Linked DNA regions of Homo sapiens: region 2 is linked to region 1. Evidence: chromatin loops called from intact Hi-C (ENCODE). Cell type or tissue: IMR-90. All regions are shown on one strand. Each heading gives the region's core, and the rest is flanking DNA. Links, peaks and the distances in the headings are about the cores only.

Region 1 (2,920 bases), core at 323-2,822:
CCCTAGTCCCTCGAACTCCTCCCCAAGCCTCACCCCTAGATTCTCCCCTAACTCCTCCCCTAGATGTTCTCCTAACTCCTCCCCTAGCTCCACTCCTAGTCTCTCCCTAGCTCCACTCCTAGTCTCTCCCTAACTCCTCCTCTAGCTCCTCCCCATCCCCTCCTGTGTCGCTCCCCTTGTCCCTCACCTAGACTCCCCCTAGCTCTTCCCCACTCTCCCTAACTCCTCCCCTAGCTTCTCCCCGAGCCTCATCTCCTTAGCTCCTCTCCCAGTCTCTCCCTAACTCATCCCCTAGTCCCTCCCCTAGTCTCTCCCTAACCCCTCCCCTAACTCCTCCCTAGCACTTCCCCTGGTCCTGCCCCTAGTCTCTCCCTAGCTCCTCCCATAACTCCTCCCCTAGCCCCTCCCCTGGTCTATCCCATGACTCCTTCCCTAGTCTCTCCCTAGCCCCTCCCCTAACTCCTTCCCTAGCCCCTCCCCTGGTTCCGCCCCTAACTCCTCTCCTAGCTTCTTTGGTAATCACTACCTTAACCCATCCTTTAACTCTCTTAACTCCTCCCCTCCTCTGCCCTGCTTCATTTTTCCTTCACTATATCATCAGGGTCTTGCAGGAAAGAAGATGCACTCAGCTGAGATTAAAAGAATTTGATGAGGAGGCTGCTTCAAGAGCTGGGGGAACCGATGAGAAAATGCAGACATGCGCAACAGCAGGAAGCATCACCACCCTCAGGCCTGCGGGCCAGGCGAGGAGGAGTGCGGGGCAGGACCCTGGGAGAGAGGGGAAGGAGGGACTAGTAGAGCCTCCAGGCGCCGTGGGGCAGAAAGTTCTGGAAGCTCAGAGGACTGGCGGTGGCAGAGCCAGGGGCGTGGGGCAGGAGGTGCGAGGGAAAAGCCCCTCTTCTCTTTGATCCCCTCTTGCTGAGCCTGGTGCACTTTCCTTGACGTGGACAGCAACAGAATCCAGGACATAGTGAATCTAAAACAACTTTTTTTTTAATGCAAGATTTTTCTCTCAGTATTTTGACATTTAAATGGTTCTACCGCTAAGTGGTTAAGTGGTTCCGTTCTAATTAGCCTTTTACCACCCAGTTCATCCGAGTTTCCTCCCTGCATCCCAAGCTTCCCACAGTGAGAGAGTATTTTCCACGTCGCCAAACACACCTGGCAATAGAACAGGCTGAAAGCGAGTGACATTGCCAAGGACAGAGCCACCTGCGGAGCCTGACACAGAGATGGTCGGTGCTCGGCGTTAACAGATTGTCTTCTCTGTGTTCCTCGCCCAGGCGATCAGATGACACACAAATCAGACTCAGCACAGTCCCTCCTTTGGGTAAAATAGAAACTCTGAAAGAGCATGACTTACTACATCTATTTTTCTTCTCCCTCTAAGCTCATCCATTAGATACAAGTCATTCTCAAGTATGAAGAATAATTGCTGGCTTAAAAAGGATGAGGGGGAAAAAACAAATAAAGATGAGGAAACGACTGGAAAGTTCATCAGAAGCTTTAGTTAGCATGCATGCGTTTCTCTGTACATTGTTAGCATTCTGAAAAGTTTTCGGTAATCACTTCTGTTTTCGGTTTGCGATAGACTATTTCTCATGCAGGGGTGCAGCTGAACAACCAAAAGCATAGACAGAATTTTCTTTAAATGTATTTTGTATGGAATTTAACTTTTGGCCATTTTGGTAGCCATCGAGCTTAATTGTTTGGGTTAACCATATCATGAAGTGAGTTCAGTGACGGTGACTCACACACCGGCTAGGATAAGTCAGAATCTCTATCATTGTAAAAGCTTTCTTTCTGATAATTCATGGTTACTGGTTAGGGTAAAGCACAGCTTGCCTGTTCCCAGAGATTTTAAGAAAGTGTGTAATTTGCTTTTATATGCTGAAATTGAGCATAAAGGAAAAGAAAGCAGCTTACAGGCTCTCCATTAAAAACAGCTTTTTCTGGGGAAAAGCTTTTCTGCTTTTATTTCAAAAGTTGAAGAACAGCAGAAGTTTCAGATTCCCTAGAAAATCTACCTAGCTCTCTGGCATCCAGAATTTTTGGCAAAGTACATTTGGAGGAAATATTGAGCTCTGAATACATTTTAATTCATCAAGGATCAAGGCAACAAGATTGCTCAATTTTTACCAACTTATCTTGAGCTCAATATTGAGGATGTGAAAGCTGCTGCCTTGTTTATTGTTCTTAAAAATATAGATAGATAGATAATAGATAGATGATAGATAGTGTATCTTTTGTGCTTCTGAATCTGTTTCTCAGTAGAGCTCTCCTTTCTTCCTCTCTAGGTCATGGGTTTGGTTCGTCAAAGATGTCTCGTGCACAGACATTTCCCAGCTACGCCCCAGAACAGAGTGAAGAGGCCCAGCAGCCGTTGTCGCGGTCCAGCAGCTATGGATTCAGCTACAGCTCCAGCCTCATCCAATGACACACAGAGAGCCGCTGTTGACTAGAGAGACAGTCTGTCCTGGACCCGTCTGTGGGGTCATTACCCTCTGCCTCCTGGAAGACCAATTGCAGTACAAATTGAAATGGGTCGGCTCTAGCCCCAGTCCCATTGGAAGGTTAAAAACTGGAGTTCTGCTTCCTTGATTCAGTGGCTAAGTCCTTTATTTATTGAATTTCTTTGGGGGAATCTATGTTTTACATAAATAGAATCCAAATCGTATGAACAGTTATTTAAATAAACAAAATTCTTTGGGTCTGACAGTAACAGAAACCTCAGCACTGGGAAAAGTTGCCCACACTGGGGTATGCCTGGGTGATGGGCACCTCTCACTGACCTCACAGCGCAGTCCGCCCATCTGAGCACAGGGTCTGTCCTTAGACATAATGGTGACCCTCCACAAGCTCTGTGGCTTTTAAAGTTCTGACAGGGATAAATACAGTAAGCTCTGCAAATGACATCGTA
Region 2 (2,920 bases), core at 260-2,759, 200 kb after region 1:
AGGAATTGGGAAGAGATTTCTTCCAAAAGATGAAGCGATGAAGTTCTGACAATTCTGAACACACTGAGAGGATGTTTAATTCTGGCAAAGAGCATGGAGCTTGTAAGTGATAACAGGAAAGTCAGCACGTTTTAAAATAATACAATAATTACCTCTAAGGCAAACAAAAGCTGTGCAAGAAAAGAAAGTTAAACACTCTGCAACACGGTTCAACTGTGTATAACACTGTCATAAATTTAATACCATTCACGCTGCCTATTCTCTAATTGGCATTATGGTATATCAATATTAGGAGAATGAGAAGGGAACCCATTTTGGCAGGGTAGGTGGGTGAGGCATGAAAAAAAAGCTAAAGTCTCATTTTCCATAGTAGGAATTCAACAGATAATATTTAAAACTGAATAATCAAGACAAAAAAATATAAGCATGTTATTTAGAGACATGAAAGAGAAGCTATAAAAAGTAGCTAAATGAGGTATAAGTGGTCACCTCTGAGAATATGAGGAATGAAGGCAGAAATCTCCTACTTTTAGTAAAAACTTACAGATACAACTGTTTGGTTCTCTAAAATGTGTACATGGTAAAACTGAAATCAAAGCCCCAAACCAAAACCAAACAGACAAAAAGGAAACAAACAGAATTAATCTATGGTAAATTCATATACTTTCCAACATATACTGAAGGAAAGGCTGGAGTGAAGAACTGACTTTCTATCAGTTTCCATACAGTACTTACTGCAGACTGAAAAGCAGTCTGAGCATCACTGCAAAGAGCAAGTGGACACGACTGGAAGTGTGAGGAGCCTGGAGGCAGCAAGGCTGAGAATAAACTCAAGCAACAGATAACTAGCAAATACACAAAAAGAGAAAAAGAAATCAAGACGATATACAGAGCAAGACATAATGTCTTTTCATCAACCAAAATTCATTTAAATGTCATGCTCTTTCTAGATTAATCCCTTCTGTACATTTAAGTGATGTAGGGTATTCTAGGTCAAGACTTTCTTGCTTTCTTTCCAAAAGGTACTTAATGTAAAAAATAGGCTTTTTAATTACAGTGAACATTCATCAACACAATGGGATCTTAAATATATAAGCCTTCCTTTCAACAGATTTACCCTTGAATTTTACCATTCACTAAATGTGAGCACAAAATACATCTAAAATAAGGCACAAGAGTTCCTCATTTGCATTACTACTTTTAGATATCAGATCAAATATAAGGAGCAAAATTAATTCATTATCTCAACTGATTAATATATCAATTATAGACAAAATCTACTACATATAGAGAGATTTTTATTGATCTTGTTATCTATATGTATTTGCAAATAAAACATATTGAGCACAGTAGGCCCCTTTATCCTTGAGGGATCCATTCCAACACCCCCAGTGGATACCTAAAACCATGAATAGTACCCAACTCCATATATTCTAAGTTTTATTCCTATAAATATGTAACTACAATAAAGTTTAATTATAAATTAGGCAGGTAGGAGACTAACAATAATAATAACAGAATAGTATAATAAAAATTATGTGATTGTGGCCTCTCTGTCTCTCTCTCTAAAATATCTTACTACAATGCACTCATCCTTCTTCGTCTTGTGATTCATCAGTCTGATAACCAAGATTGCTATACTAAGTGATGAATGGGCACGTATCATATGCAGCATGGGTAAGCTAGACATAGCATGATTCACGTCCTGAGGGGAGACAGAGCATATTTCATCATACTACTCAGAATGGCATGCAATTTAAGACGTTAAGTATTGTGTATTTCTGGAATTTTCCATTTAATATTTCTGGACTACAGTCAACCATGAGTAACTGAAGCTATAAAAGGCAAAACTACAGATAAGAGGAGACTACTGTATCTTCATAAACTAGGGAAGGTAAAATCTCTGCTAAGTCAAATGTGTTCAGTATTTTATGGACAAAAGACAGCTGAATATTTCTTAGAAAATGCTCAAAGTCTGAAACCACCTCAAAATGGACTTAGAAAAAAACACTTACACATGACTTAAGATGTAAGTATGAATACTTTCAACATGTATCCCCTATGGGATACTGCTATAAAGCACCATTTAAAAGATAACTCTGACCAGACATTTAACTGAAGTTCCAATACAGTGATTTGTTAGGAGGATGGAGATTTTAGAGGCAGCTGAAACTTAGTAATAATGTAATAAAAGCCTATCATTTTGCACTTGAAGAACTGAATCCCAAGAAGTTAAGTGATTTGCCTAAGGTCCCATATCAAATGTTTTTTGAGTATGATTTTACAGAAAACTTAGACCTTTGAAAGACATCAATTTTAGAATATAATTTCTTCAGATAATTTAAAGACTGTAATTTACTTTGCTTCATACAGCACCTGGCCCAAACCACAGCCTCCATGGACATATAGTAAGCTACATTTATTACTTATCAAAACGTGTTGCTGTTGAATGTATTCTAATAATATTTTAATTCACATATCCTATTTCTATAAGGCAAAGAAAACAGTGTTTGTAATTTAATAGGCCCATTAACTGTCCCAACTTACATTAGGTACACATTTTGTCATGAGTGTGCCAGGAGTATACTTCCTCTCTTCACTTTCTTTGTCTTAAACTTGCCTGTGCCTTTCTAACAGATGTCATGTATCCAAATTCTACTGCTTACACGAACACAAAGAGTATGATTTATTAGGAAACATGGTTTAAATAATTGGTTAATGTATCCATACCCTCACAAAATACGTGATTTGTAATTTAGAGAAATAAAGAGGAAAATTAGCTAGTCATTAGGAAAATCATTGAGATATTCTGTGACTGTAGGCTATCTCATTTTCTTTGTCCAAAAAGGTAACAAAAAAATTATAAACAAAAGCTTTTATAATGAATAATATTACAAAGTATTAGGTAAAAATAAGGGCA

The links. Hi-C counts contacts between places; a loop is a spot of excess contacts. Peaks named below come from ENCODE experiments on the same cell type or tissue, not always from the same donor. Only the 100,000 strongest peaks of a DNase experiment are listed, where the experiment ranks them.
Region 2: it touches region 1 in a loop (2.0-fold over the local background); 4 of 110 quality-filtered maps call a loop at or near these places.

Annotation. Positions count from the first base shown.
Region 1 is chr18:69,838,947-69,841,866 of GRCh38, forward strand. DOK6 (docking protein 6) reads left to right here. Exons shown (of 8, transcript NM_152721.6): 8 at 2,298-2,920. The coding sequence ends at 2,437. Among named protein-coding and RNA genes, the nearest start is that of CD226, 110 kb to the right of the region's middle. RefSeq lists an enhancer at 279-780. In IMR-90, for the core only: no CTCF peak of the experiment used is centred there; a DNase peak (open chromatin) is centred at 1,755; H3K27ac peaks cover 1,017 bases.
Region 2 is chr18:70,043,107-70,046,026 of GRCh38, forward strand. All of the region lies in intron 40 of RTTN (rotatin), which reads right to left. Among named protein-coding and RNA genes, the nearest start is that of CD226, 97 kb to the left of the region's middle. In IMR-90, for the core only: no CTCF peak of the experiment used is centred there; a DNase peak (open chromatin) is centred at 1,725; H3K27ac peaks cover 655 bases.